Regions from separate parts of the Homo sapiens genome. Here region 1 is linked to region 2. A link is a contact called in ENCODE Hi-C data. All regions are on one chromosome and are shown on one strand. Each heading gives the region's core, a stretch centred on a gene start or an enhancer-like site at or near the end of the contact. The rest is flanking DNA. Distances are from core to core; before and after follow the strand shown. Region 1 holds the start of LMCD1-AS1 (LMCD1 antisense RNA 1). Region 2 holds the start of OXTR (oxytocin receptor).

The links. A loop is a pair of places that touch in the nucleus more often than their neighbours do. Pooled maps may share reads with other maps.
Region 1: a pooled map shows a loop between it and region 2 (17-fold over the local background). The contact joins the promoter of LMCD1-AS1 here to the promoter of OXTR in region 2. A Hi-C loop is called at or near these places in 11 of 37 single-sample maps with no recorded cell type and 7 of 50 pooled maps.

Annotation. Positions count from the first base shown.
Region 1 is chr3:8,498,850-8,506,811 of GRCh38, reverse strand. LMCD1-AS1 (LMCD1 antisense RNA 1) reads left to right here and starts at 5,154. Exons shown (of 4, transcript NR_033378.1): 1 at 5,154-5,341. LMCD1 (LIM and cysteine rich domains 1) reads right to left here and starts at 4,989. Exons shown (of 6, transcript NM_014583.4): 1 at 4,832-4,989. The coding sequence starts at 4,873. RefSeq lists enhancers at 6,468-7,401, 7,402-7,962.
Region 2 is chr3:8,768,363-8,775,486 of GRCh38, reverse strand. It overlaps OXTR (oxytocin receptor), which reads left to right and starts at 5,874. Exons shown (of 4, transcript NM_000916.4): 1 at 5,874-6,256; 2 at 6,896-6,991. RefSeq lists enhancers at 5,710-5,759, 6,407-7,078.

The DNA of each region.
Region 1 (7,962 bases), core at 3,905-6,404, 270 kb after region 2:
TGACCTATCCAAAGTCACCCAGTGAGTAAACGCCTGCAGTTATTATAATGACTCACGCCCCTGCCAGAAATCTGTTCTTAAAATAAAGATTTAAATGGTGTTGGATGAATGGTTGGGAGATAAGAGCTCTCAAGGTCTGTTACTTATCAAGGCAAATCTCCACTTTATGAGACACAAACTATTTTGAATGTGCAAGCTAAAAAGAGGACGATTTGCCTTCCTAAAGTCAAATTGAATACTTCTCCTGGAGCCCTGTCAGCTCTAGTGAGTTGCGAGAGGAACTATTCCCTTACTTCTCTACTCTTTACCTTTTCCTCTTGGGAAGTGGCCTGCGTAAGGGCGGAAGGAAAGACACACACAAAAGCCTGTGTGCAGCCCCTCCTTCCTGGTCCCCAGCCTTTGCTGAATTCAGCCTATTCTTTTTTCATCCTTGTCACCTTTGGTCAGTTAGCATGAAGAGAGGATCAAACCAAGCATCCTCAGAGGGGAATGCCAAAGTCATTTTTCCACTTTCCAACTCGTAGGAGTGTTGGTAAGCTCTGAGCAAATTCCTAGCCTTGGAGCTGAGATGCTTAGATTAAAGCCTGAAGATAATCTGATGAAGCTCTTTCCTGCCTCCCACTACCACAGTGGCAGATACATTGGTGAAAGTCAACTGTCAGCCCCCAACTCCGCATAGTCAGACACACCTGCAGCTTAGGACAAAAATCTGCAATTCACAAAGTAATGGTTTCAGCATCTGTTTTTAGAAAGCATGTAAAAGGGACTTGGATAATTTCTGTTTTTAAAAAACAAGGCTCTATTATGGCAAAAAAGTTGCTTATACACCTATGGGCATGTCTCCAATGTCTTGGCTATTAAGGTCTTTAAGTGACAGTTTAATATGTTTTTAAGATTGAGAGAGCCAACGACAATTCACGAGGAGCTGTGTTTACATTGGATCAGCTCACCCGGGTGATGTGCCAGTAGTTTGGCACACTGCAGGAAGTGGAGGTGAAAGCAGGAAGGGCTGAGTACAGAGGGAAGGCCTAGCCTGAAGGACAGGAAAGCCAAGAGGGATGTGATGTAGAGAAGCATGGAGAGAGACATCCAGGTGGACCTGGCAATGGACTTAGAAGTACCATCATTTAATGCCCCTTGGGCATTGTGTTGAGGGGTGAGAATTTCTAATTGGATCCCTCTGGAGCCAGCCCACTGGTGACTGCACAGTCAACTATGAACAGGTTCCTAGCTCTCTTTCTTCTAATCCCTTCTAAATTCCTACAGATGGTTCCTTGACAGTCAAGGGGTCTGTATTCTTGCAGAGCCTAATAGGCTTCAGTACATTTTCTCTGCAACTTCTGATAAGGAGCTTGATCCCTCTGGGCCTCAGTTTCCTTATCTAAAAAGTAAGGCACTCCAAGTCCCCTTCGAGGCCTAACATTATATAACTCCAAAGTGAAATGCTCAATAACTGGCAATCCATGTTCAGAAGGAAAGACTGTTCCATGTAAGCAGATTTTGCACCCGTTGGGTGAGAATGAAGGCAACAGCATTTGGTCATTGTCTTAGCTTGTCAAAGCTGAGCAATGGCTTAGGTTCAGCTGAATGAAAGTTAGGTGCTCTTCAGATGGGGCAGTTATAAATAAAAGTGTCCTCATTCACCAGAAAATTCCTTTCCGCATCCATGCACCCACTGAAATGTACCGCCACCACCAAGGACTGCCATGGCTAACTCTGAGTGCCCATATGCTGAGCCTTTTATGTACATCATCTCACTTAATTATCACAGCCATCTTGGGAGGTAGATGCTGTTACTGTTTCTTCAACTTTCAAATGAGGTGAGGATACTGACTCAAAGTTAATTAGCTTGCCCAAGAGCACACAGCTAGTAAGTGGGGGAGCTGGGACTTAAACCAGATCTGAAGCCAAAGCCTGCACTAATAACTTGCATCCTTAATAAACAAGAACAAATCCATAGTCGAGATTGGTTTCACCCAGAAAAATGGCATTTGGCCTTCAAGGCCCTTTGTTACCAAGAAATGTTGGCGATTTCACCATTCTCAGGGAACTGTCTGTGCTAGGAAACCTTCTCTTTCCTAATAGAAAAAAAAAGATGGTTCAAGAGCAGCCGGTGGAAGCATTTTACTTAGAAAGAAAGAGAGAAGTTAGGGAACTTGTAAGCTCTGCCACGATGTATGTATGTGGCCCCCAGTGAGTCTCTTTCCCCAGCCTGTCTGGGGTTGGTTAGATGACCTTTAAGTCTACTCCAGTTTTTAGATTTTATGTTCTTTGCTGAAGATCTTTTTATGACTTTCCAGTTGGTGGGGATTCCCGCCCCAGCCCCCTCGGGGGTAGGGAAGCGGAAACAGCCTGTATGCCATTTTAAACCATTTCTCATTTTGTAAATAGGCCCCTTGTAGCTCTAAGAGTCTATGAAATTGTTTCAAAATGTCTAAGTGCGATTATGCATCCTGAAGCCAAATGTTATAAACCTCCCCCACATACTGTTGCAGATTTAAAAAATAAATATGCAGTAAAAGCTTTTCAGCGTGTTGCTGATATCACGTAGTACTTAATCACTTCTGTGACATTCAGTTCAGCAAGGGGAGCTTCTCGGCTCTCCTCCCTCCCCTCCACATTTTGAGTTGAAGGCATTGGTTAACCTACAAAATGGTGATCTTCCTCCTGATTGTCGCAGTCCCAAGAGATAAAAAAAATCTGCCCTTTCATCTCTACCCACCACATTCTTTCTCTAAGCCTGTAATTGGATCTAAATGGAAAACAAACCCTTTGCAGGCCAAGGAAGTTGGCACTAGGGGGTGACAAGAAGGAGAACATGTTCCACCTCTAATCAGGATAATCACACTCCCCTATGCAAAGGAAAATAAAAACAAGGCTTCCTCCAAGTGGCAACACAGGACTGTGGTGAGGAGGAGGAGTCTCCATATACCTCATCTCACCTCATACAGTAACTATCAACCAGCTTATATTAAAAATACTCAGAATCATTTCACTTTCCAGAGGACAATGGAACTCTGCCACCTTTAGCCGTGAACTATTCTGTGTCTGAACTTGGGGAGGCAGTTCAGACACACAAATATCAATGCTACAAGTTAAAAAATAATGCATAAAATGAAGCCTATGCAAACAGTGTGGTCTTAGCTGGACAGATATTCTCATGAGTCACCCACAGGTTTTTGAGTCCTGCTGTGTGGCATGGTGTGCTATGTTCAAACAGGGATGAACAAGACAGGTTTGCCCTCAAGGAGTCCAGAAAAATGTATAGAGAAATAAGAGCATTGCATGCATAACTCACTACTAGGTAGCAATTAATAGGTATCTTCTAAGAGTCTAAAATGTTATGGTAATTTCTGTAGGAGGGGAAATGACTTGATTCTGCAAATAGCTTGGCAAATGCAGTGAGGCATGATACATTCCAGACAAATGCCCAGATTCAATGTGACTTGGTACCCACATTTAGAAGGATCCACTGGACTCTGTGACAGGGTCTGGGCAGGTGGTCTACAGAAGAGCACAGCTACAAATTAGACAGTGCATGCTGTGCCTCTGAGTGGCTGTTTGTGTCTTTAGTTTGATTCTCACGTCTTTTGTTTTTCCCCCTCTCATTCTACCCTGCAGGTTAATGGCAGATATTTAAGGAAGACTTTGCCCTTCAAGACTAAACCCTGTGAAATCAGAGTTTAACAATGACTGCTTTGGGAAATTAACTCACAGTGTCAGTATCCCTGCTACCACTGCCATGAGGGAGGTTAGGCCTATCCTCCCCACATCAGAGACAAGGAAACTGAGGCTCAGAAAAGTGACCTGGTGAATCATGTGCAGTTAAAAAGTGGCAGGGACTGAGTCTGGATGCCTAGGGCTTGCCTTACAGTCAGCTGCCTGTTAGAACCAACTCTCTGTGACCCCGGGCCTCAGTTTCCCGATCTGTAAAGCCTAGGTTGTCTCTCTGTTCCCTTCCCGTTCACATGTTCTCTAAGTCTCCAGCCTGTGCCTTCTCCCAGCTGCATTCAGGTAGGCAACAAGTGGTATTGGAGCTATAGGCACAGCCGCAGGCTCCTGTGCAGGAGTTTACCCATGACCTTCTGGGCTCCGGGCCAGCCCTTCTTGTAAGGGAAACGTGCAGACCCTGGGGACAGAAATCAGTTCCCTTATGCTGGAACTGCTGCCACTGCCAACATCACCAACTAAAGAAACTGCGTGCGTGTGTGTGTGTGTGTGTGTGTGTGTGTGTGTGTGTGTATTGGGGGAAACACACAAAACACTGGGATAATAGCAAAAGGGAGACTGTGAGTAAATATTACATGCTCTCAACCCTTACTTCAGCCACCTGAGGACAGGGAGTGAGGAAGCTAGGGGTTTTTCCTTTACAGACCATAAGATTTCATATATATATATTATATATTATATATATTTTATATATAATATATATTATATATATTTTATATAATATATATTATATATTTTATATATAATATATATTATATATAATATATATTTTATATATTATATATAATATATATTATATATATTTTATATATATATTTTATATACATTTTATATATATTGTATATATATGTAAAACCTTAATTAAACTTTAACTAGCATCACCAAAGACATAAGACCCTTTGCAAATATTTTACACAACATTGGGTTTGGGGTGTGTGTGCCTGTTAGCTCAAACATGTATTCCCAACTATTTGTTTTCCATGCAGTTTTGGAATTTAAAGAGTTCCCTTCTCATTACCTTTTGGGAAGTTTCCGCGAACAGATGGGAAGGGGAACAAGAAAAAGTAAGAATCTGGGTAAATACAAACAGCTTTCCACTCACCTTTTTAACTCCTGGGTTGAGGTCCTTAGCCACCTTTGCCATCCTCTTCTGGGGTGGGGGAACAGCGCCTGGCTTCTCAGGCAGAGGCGCGAGGGCGCGCAGCGGGGACAGCGGCGGCTGAATGGCCAAGTTCGCGGGCCTGGGAGGGAGCTCTGTGCGCAGCCAGGCGCAGCTGGGCCGCTTTAATTGGAGAGCGGGACTCCCTCTAAAACCTCGCCAGCCACTCCGCGCCGGCGCTCGCGCGAGGCCAGCCAATCCCAGCGCGAGGCTGTCCCCCTCCCTCAGGGAGGTCTCTGCACTGTGGCAGCGAGCGGAGCTGAGCGCCGGCTGCCCTGACGTCAGCATGGCCGCGGCCCCTGACTACCCAGCTCCCTTCTATCCCTCGAGCGGCAGGAATCCGTCCCCACGCCCTTTTCCTTTAAAGGGCAACGGGCCGAAGGTGGGGCGGGCGGCGCGGCTCCCGCGATCCATTCAGGTCAAAAGGGAGAGTGATCAAACAGGAGAGCCGAGGTATTTTTAGTGAGCTGGATCCAGAAATAAATGCTGAGCTGTGCTCCCCTTCCCACCCTTTCTGCCTGGTCGTAGGGGGCGCGGGGAGGGCTGAGGGAGGAGGTGTTTTGCAGGAGCTGGCTAACGTTTCCCAAACCTGGGCGAGTTCTCCAATATCCAGAGAGGAGAAAAGATTCCAGCGAGTTATGATTTTTTTAAACTTAACGTTCGTAAAGTATTAAACTGCTTTCTTATAACTTGCTTTAACATAAATCCTTCTTATTCCATGAGCAAGAAATCACTGTCCTGATCTTAGAGATGCTCCTGTGGACATACTGTCTTGTTGTATGCTCATATTATCTCAGATATTATTATTATTATGACTGTAAGACGATAGATGAGGAAATAATCAGAATAACTGGTCCACAGCTGAATTACTGAGCAAGGCTTTAACCTGAGAGACTGAGAGTAATAGAGAGAAAGCTCATGGGGGCGTGGCGGGGGGGGGGAGGGAGGCGGCGGGCACAGGATTGTAAACTATAAACTAGGAAGTTAGTAATTTTTAGATAAATGGGGTCATGCAGGCCTGGACAAACAAGATTCCATCTGAGTTCACAAATCCATGGAATGTGGAGTCCTTGCAACGCATAACATAACTACTCTTATAAGACAGAATTGGCCAGGTTCCTCTCTCTATGCCACGTTGTTTGCCTATAAAGCCACATCTCTCTGCTGAGCCGGTTCCACAGACTTGGATTCCAGAGGCATTTCCCCCCTGCCCTGACAGAGGATTAAACACAAGCCCTTTTTATCCTAGAGAGAATACTGCTGTCTCTGTTGTGAGGTGTTCGGCCTGTAACCCGTCTTTGCAGTGCCCCCTGCCAGAAAAACCAGGGTCCCGTGGGCTAAAATAAAACTCGGTTGCACAGAGACTGAAGAGTGGTCCCGAAGTACACCATTCGGGAGGGATTTGGTGAGAAGGGGAGGCTGCAGTTCCCACTGTGGGGCTGTCTCTTGCTGGAGGCTTTTTCCTCTTGAAAGCCTCCTCCAATTTAGTTCTTATCATCATCTCCAGTCATCCCAAATCTCAGCCAGGGATCCTGAATTGTGACTTTTTATTACATATTCCTGGAAAGGGCTTTTTGTGGCTTATCTTTTCCAAGATGAGGGATGACCTATTTCTTTTTTCACAGATTTCTGCTATAATTGATTTTTGCCTTGTTTGCTCCCAGCTATGTCCTCAAACACCTAGCATGTGGTATAGGCACAGTACACATTTGGCAAATGAATAGAGGTTGGGTTCTGGCTTTTATTTTTTTTATTGATACATCATGATTGTACATGTGGTATTTTGATATATGCTTACAATGTGTAATGATCAAATCAGGGTGTTTAGGATTTCCATCACCTTGAACATTTATAATTTCTTTGTACTGGGAACATGTCAAATCACTTTTAGCTTTTCTTTTTTTTTTTTTTTTTTTTTTGAGACAGAGTCTCGCGCTGTTGCCCAGGCTGGAATGCAGTGGCGCGATCTCGGCTCACTGTGACCTCTGCCTCCCAGGTTCAAGTGAGTCTCCCACCTCGGCTTCCCAAGAAGCTGGGACTACAGGCATGAGCCACCATACCTGGCTCATTTTTGTATTTTTAGTAGAGACAGAGTTTCACCATATTGGCCAGGCTGGTCTTGAACTCCTGACCTCAAGTGATCCTCCTACCTTGGCATCCCAAAGTGCTGGAATTACAGGAGTGAGCCACCGCACCTAGCCTCTTTTAGCTATTTTGAAGTATACAATTCACTGTTGTTGACTATAGTCACCCTACTGTGCTGTTGAATGCTAGACTTTTTCTTGCTATCAGACAGTGTTTGTTCGCATTAACCAACCTCTGTTCATCCCCTCACACCCCAGCCCACCATTTCCCAACCTCTGGTAACCTTCTTCTACTCTCTACCTCCATGCAGTAAGCAGGCAAAGTAAGAATAGGGAGAGATGGTGCAATGGCACACCTGGCCTGGTTTGTCCAAACTTCCAAGGTAGGCTGCATGTTAAACCAGTATGTAAATAAACAGTGGCCAACAGAAGCCTGGCCTGGGAGAGGAGGTTTCCACATGAATAGTCCTTTCAGTAGCAAATCCTAGGAACAATAGTGCTAAATCAGGATGTCATGCCAGAAGCCTTTATATTTTAGAGCTGTGGGAACAGAAGCCAGGAATATAACAAAGGCAAGCTTTATCCCTTTCAAACGAGGCAAAAGCCTGCCCAGTGAAGTCATTTCCCACTCCCTTCCCAGCCACCCTCCTTGCCCCATCTTGAAAAATCATTGTTCCATGAAATAATACTAATTTTATTAAGTTAACACTATTTATTAATAGCTCCAACCACAAGAGTCTCTCCCCCTCCTTATTTTTACCCTTGGCTCCAGGTACAATTAAGGAGGCAGATATTGCAGCTGTTTCTCAGAATTTCTCAGAACACGAGTGTCAGGAGCTGTTGCTTGGGGTGGCTCATTCCCTTCTTTCTGGAAAAAGACCTGCTGTAGGCAGAGAGGGGATCCCTGCTATCTGCTAGAAGTTGCTGTCTCCTCAGCTGAGGATTCTGACTTTGACACTTTAAACCTTACACTTGACCCTCTTGTTCCAG
Region 2 (7,124 bases), core at 4,625-7,124:
GAATGCAATGGTTGAGGCCAATTCATTAACAGGGATTGTTTAGCCACATCCGTTGTTAATTGACAACATGTCTATGGAATTAGAAGCCTCGTGTTTATCTCTGTCATCGCTTTCTCTCGGGGAGAATGGCACACAGGGATCAACAACATCCTTTCTCACAAAGAGCCCTCCTTCAACTTGATTTTCATAAAAATACCATTCTAGGAAGCAGGGGTCTGAGTCTGGTGACTCATTTGCTAAGGGGTGTTCTTGGGTAATCCATCAGCCATTTTCTCAACACATTTTCATTCATAGGCATGCATGATAGGAAAATGATGGGCAAATATAGAAAGGACTGTGATATATGGGACTAATTCTAGGCACTTATAACTGGATTGGGAAGACTGAGCACATTCATACTGTAAATATAGTTTTTGGTCATGCTAGAGAGGTTCAGAAAATAATGATTTCTCAGTGGGCCAGGGTGGTCAGGAAAGGCCTCCCTGAAAGGTAAAGAGTCAGTATCCCCATCTCACCAGTTAGGGTTCAAAGGAGTTACTTTCCTTGCCTGGCACAGTGACATTCCCCCTACCTTCCAAGATGCAGTTTGTCTGATTAAATTGAAAATATTATGAACTCCATCCAGAAAGACTAATAAGATGGAGGTTGATTGGATCAGACACTATTTTCATGGAGTGGTCCTGGGGTCAGGATTGTCAGCATGGGAATAAAGATTTGATTGTATAGTTCTCTGCTGTTTGTGAAGCACTCTTCATGTGCATTAAGTTTGGTTTATACACACAGCCTCATGTGATCAGCACCTGGGGAAACCAAGTCTCAGAGAAGTTCAGTACCTTAGCCACGCTGACAAAACGTGGTAAAATCCAGATGCTAGCAAGCACTTACTGCTGCAGATTCAGAGCTCTCTCCAATAGGAAAGCACATTTTTCTCTCTTTCTCCACCCTGCATGGAACACAGGAATGAAAACAAAGGCTGGGAAGTCCAAAATCACACAGGCTAGAAGGAATCCGTGCAAGTTCTACCTATAAGCAGTGGCCTCCTGACACAGCATCCTGGCACGGCCTCAGGAACTTCCCAGGTCAGCCCATGTGCCCTGATGTGCCTGCATCCGCACAGAGCTATAAATGTAAGAAGATCAAGTGTGCCAGCAGCAGGCTGATTGCTACAATGTGTTCTCAGCCTTTATGCCTGAGAGCATGTCACTGACCCCCCTCCTGGAGCTAGGAGCCCAAGCAGAGGCTGAGAAGTTATTTGGGGGCAGGCTGGGGAGGCGGTGATGTTAGGGAGGGGGTAGGTTGGATGTGTTTATAGCTCATTTCCACTCTGACAATAGAGCAAAGGCCGCTTGGGCTTGGATCCATGTTGAAATAAATGTGCCAGGGCTGGAAAATTCCCAAGATGCTAAAACTCAGACCCAGTTCCCAGAGGCAGAAGTGGGTACAGGACAGGTCATTCTCTGGGCAGGATACCTTCCCCAGAGGGCCTGGTTCTGCCCATGGAGATGTTTATTTCTTCCCTCCTTTCCCCCTTCCTTTTATCCTTCTGTATTTAACAAATACCTGAAAGGTGCCTATTCTATAGTGACCTAGGCCTTTCGAAGTACAGGTATAGACAATATTGGCCCCACCTTTAAGATGCTTGGATACAAGAAAAAAACAACCCCATTAAAAAGTGGGCAAAGGACGTGAACAGACACTTCTCAAAAGAAGACATTTATGTGGCCAACAAACGTATGAAAGAAAGGTCAACATCACTGATCATTAGAGAAATGCAAATAAAAACCACAATAAGATACCATCTCATGCCAGTCAGAATGGTGATTATTAAGAAGTCAAGAAACAACTGATGCTGTAAAGGATCTGGAGAAATAGGAATGTTTTTACACTATTGGTGGTAATGCAAATTAGTTCAACCATTGTGGAAGATGGAGTGGCAATTCCTCAAAGACCTAGAACCAGAAAGACCATTTTACCCAGCAATCTCATTACTGGGTATATACCCAAAGGAATATAAATCATTCTATTGTAAAGATACCTGCACATGTATGTTCACTGCAGCACTATTCACTATAGCAAAGACATGAAATCAACCCAAATGCCCATCAATGATAGACTGGATAAAGAAAAAAATGTGAGATATATATATATATATCTATATCTATATAATCTATATATAGATATATATAGATTATATAGATATAGATATATATAGATTATATATATATAGATTATATAGATATATATAGATTATATAGATATAGATATATATAGATTATATATATATAGATATATATAGATTATATATATATAGATATATATAGATTATATATATATAGATATATATAGATATATATATATATAGATATATATAGATATATATGCCATGGAATACTATGCAGCCATAAAAAGGAACAAGATCATGTCCTTTGCAGGATGGATGGAGCTGGAAGCCATTAACCTCAGCAAACTAATACAGGAACAGAAAACCAAACACCACATGTTCTGACTTATAAGTGGGAGCTGAATGATGAGAACACAGACACAGGGAGGGGAACAATACACACTGGGGCCTGTCACGGGGGCAGAGGGAGGGAGAGCATCAGGAAAAATAGCTAATATGTGCTAAGCTTAATACCTAGGTGATGGGTTGATAGGTGCAGCAAACCACCATGGCACACATTTACCTATGTAACAAACCTGCACATACTGCACATGAACTCCAGAACTTAAAATAAAAAAAAAAAAAAGATGCCCGGATACTCAGACAGATGAAGACATTTGTAAATCAGGGATTGCTGAATCTCTGTCTGTGATGGTTCATTTTGTGTGTCAGCTTGGCTGGGCCATGGTGCCCAGATATTTGGTCAAATATTATTCGGGATGTTTCTGTGAGGGTATTTTTGGATGAGATTAACATCTGGAACAAAGTAGATCACCCACCATAACGTTGGTGGGCTTATCCAATCAGTTGAAGGTCTATATGGAACAAAAGACTGACCTCCCTGAGCAAGAAGGAATTCCGCAGCAGAGGACCTTTGGACTTGACCTGCAAAATCAGCTCTTCCCTGGGTCTCCAGCCTGTCAGCTCACTCTGAAGATTTTGGACTTGCCAGCCTCCATAACACATGAACCAATTCCTTAAATGAATCTCTTTCTCTACATATATACATCCCAATGGTTCTGTTTCTTTGGAAGACCGAAAGACACCCTGTAATGTCACATCTTTTGTCCATGCCTACAGCATCTCTTGCCTGGATCTCCAAGGCCTTCATAATGCCAGTATCTCCTTTCCCATCTTCCCTGTGGCTACCAGCATTCTCTCACCAAGCACAGATTTGAGTACGTTGTTTTGCTTGCAGTCCTTCCAGGCACCCCACCTTCCCCACCAATGCCTTCTAACCTCAGTCATCTTTACACTAGCACCTTCATGATTTTTGTTATATCAGACTTTCTCTTTGCTGACGTCAAAAGTAAGCAGAACTGAGAACTGAATTTCCTCCCTGTTATTCAGTATCACTCAATATTAAATTCACATTTAACACTATCAGAAAGTATTCCATCCCATATTTTGGGGAATGTTGGGTTACAGAATAAAACCCATTCTCCTTTACATGGCCTTGAAGTTCCTTTAGCATCAATAAGTACAGTTATCTCTTGGTATCCATGGGGGATTGGTTCCGGGAGCCTTCAAGGTACACAAATCCCTGATATAAAATGAAGCAGTATTTGCATATAACACGTGCATATCCTCTCACATACTTTAAGTCATCTCAAGATTACTTGTAACACCTAATGCAATGTCACTCGTCACTGCATTTGTGTGCATTCAGTGTTGTAGGTGGCACATGACAAATTCAATTTTTGCTTTTTGGAACTTTGAGGATTTTTTTTCCTGAATATTTTCAATCCATGATTGTTTGAATCCACTGAACTCACAGATACAGGGATATAGAGGGCCAACTGTATGTATTAAGTGCTGGCAATGTGCTAGGCACCAAGCAATTCATCTTTAGTCCTTCCTCCAAAACGCCAAAGTGATTCCCCTGCACCACTCTCTGAGAAGTATGCCTTTTTTCTTTGCTTCCTGGAGAACTCATTCTGGAGCTCTGAAATCCAGCTACCTCTTTGTAAAACGATCTCCCAAGTATTACCTCAGCCCCCAGCAGTCCTCACTTCTGTAACATCATTTATTGTTGTCACACTGCAAATATTAGGTTGATGCAAAAGTAATTGCAGTTTTTGCCATTATTTTTAATAGCAAAAACCACAATTACTTTTGCACCAATCTAATATGTGTTTTTCTCCCTGGCCGAAGCTCAAAGGTGAAGGAGCATGTCTTATTCATTGTTAGGAGTTTTCAAGGGGACCTCTCTATTTCCTGCCTGGTTTCTGCACACAATGAGAAATAAAACAAAAGACAGGAAATGGGGATCACACTATTACTGTTGTTGTTATTGTTGTTGTTTAGATTAAAACTAAGTTAGAGAATTTACCTTTTGCATGAGACTAAATAGCCCTGTTAGGTGAATCCAGAATTAGGCTGTCTCACGGGCTACGCGAGGACCACACAGGTAGGCAGGCTTCCCTACAAAGGGTAGAAGAGTCTGTCCTTGGTGAAGTGGCTCAGTAAACTTGCTCCCTAGAAAGCAGCTGTCTTCCAGGAGAAAGAAGGGCAGGCTTGGTTCTACAGGCCAGTGTTTTCCTTCTCACATTCACCGGTCAGGGGCTCATAGGGAAAAATCTGCCTTCATCCAGCCGTGGAGTGAGGCAGGGGTGTTTTACCTGCTAGGATTGAACCCTCAGATTGCACAGATTATACAGTTTCAGAAAACCAGAGGGACAGGACCTCAGACATTAGCTATCTTGACCAGTGCTCTCATTTTACATATGAGGAGACTGAGGCCCAAAGAGAAGGGGCTTGCCCAAGGTCACTTCATTCTCACCTGAGTCGTCTGTAACTTTAATCTGTAATTTTCGAGGCCGATAGGTACTATTGACTAATATTGATTAATACTGCCTGCCACCCCTTGGCAATGCTGTCAAGATTCCCAGCCCCATTCTGGAATGATTACTCAGCTAGAACCCTGGGATCCAGGTGCTGTAAGGTTGGCCCCTGGGATATCTCGGCATGGGGCTGTAATTGTGGATTAAGGAAACCCAGTCCTTGGCTAACTCAAGTCTCTCCACATAATAAAAAGACGGAGAAGTGAAATGTCAGGAGGAAATACACATTTAATGCATTTTAAAGAGCCCTGTTTATTTTTGAATCCTGGCCTTTTTTTCTGACTTAATTCTTGGCCACTGTAAATTACTTCAAAAAATGATTTTAGAATAGAGAAGGGGCAGGGAGGCTGAGAAGCTGTCTTTAACATTTTATCTTCCTTTGGCATCATTTAGAATTTTAATTCCGAAGCGCGACAAGGAGGCAGAAACGGCTCTTGGGCGCAGACAAGCAGAATCACTTTAAATGAAGACAGTGTTGTGCTTCAGAATTTCCTCTAAAACTACCGAAAAAATAACGCCTCTCCCAGCACTGCTTAGAATAGAGGCCATTTCTAATTCCTCATTAACGGGAATAGGAACAAAAGTATTCCAAAGCAAAGACTTATTTGAGTTCACTGCTAAAGCCGCTACATCAAGCTGGAGGTGTGGGGGGAGAGAAAAGCCTGAAAATTAACATCATTTTTGGGAAATAATCAGTTTAAATGCTTTTGTAACTTCATCACTATCTACCCGGGGAAGAACATTATTATTCAAGCCTCCTATGTGTCTCGGAGTCAAGAGCTTCTAAACCAAGAAAGGAAGAAACGGGCGGGTTATTGACGAGTTCCCTCCCTCTCGCAGTTTTAAACCACTGCAAAATAAACCCATTTGTTAAGGCTCTGGGACCAACGCTGGGCGAACCAGCTCCGCTCCGGAGGGGTCTGCGCGGCTGGCCTCGCCCGCCCCCTAGCGGACCCGTGCGATAGTGCAGCCTCAGCCCCAGCGCACAGCGCCGCATCCAGACGCTGTCCGCGCGCGCAGCCTGGGAGGCGCTCCTCGCTCGCCTCCTGTACCCATCCAGCGACCAGCCAGGCTGCGGCGAGGGGATTCCAACCGAGGCTCCAGTGAGAGACCTCAGCTTAGCATCACATTAGGTGCAGCCGGCAGGCCATCCCAACTCGGGCCGGGAGCGCACGCGTCACTGGGGCCGTCAGTCGCCGTGCAACTTCCCCGGGGGGAGTCAACTTTAGGTTCGCCTGCGGACTCGGTGCAGGTAGCTGGGTGCTAAGCAGGGGTGGACGGGATGGCTAGGGCCGGTGGAGCCATCGGGACCCGAGTGGAGGTGGTGGGGTGCCTCGCACTCCTTGTTCCTGGAGGAGCTCGGGGTGTTCCGAGAGATTGTAAAGTGACTTCTCGGGATTGAGACTCAGAGTCCTTGATTATCTGGGTCCAAAGCGCAAGTCAGGGGTTCCAGAACTTTCGAGGCTGCCGGGCTGGGGAGGAGCCCCGCGGGAGGTGTCTATGCCAGGGTCTGGGAACAGCGCTTGGGCATCTTGGGCTTTGAGGCAGGGGTTCCCCCAGCAGGGACTGCAGAACCGGGTTTCCACCGAAGCAGGTGCTGTGGAAGTTCAGGGAGTGACGGCCGACCGTCTTAGAAAAGGGGGTTAGACGGGGAAGGACCAGAGCTGGGGTTTCCCAGGCAAGTGGCTATTTGGGGATTTCCGGAGGAAGTACTTGAATTAATGTTTACTAGGAGAGGGGCTGGTTTGGGGGTCCCGCGGCAGGTGGATATGCTGAGGGTCGGAGCCTGGGGCGAGTAGGTAGTTTGGAGATTCCCTCGGGGAGGTGATTTGGTTTTAGATTCCCACTCCCGGAGGAACGTTGCTGATTTTGACCCTCCCTTCTCCCCCAGTGGAAGCCGCTGAACATCCCGAGGAACTGGCACGCTGGGGGCTCTGGGCTTGTGGCCGGTAGAGGATTCCCGCTCATTTGCAGTGGCTCAGAGGAGGTACCTCCAACGGGGATTTCTGGGGTGGCGGCTGAGCAACCCGAGGCCGGCGGTTGTGCCCTGTTGTTTCAGATGAGTTGGGTTCCTGGGAATGGGACAAGCACGCCCTACCCGCGTCGGAAGAGAAACGCGG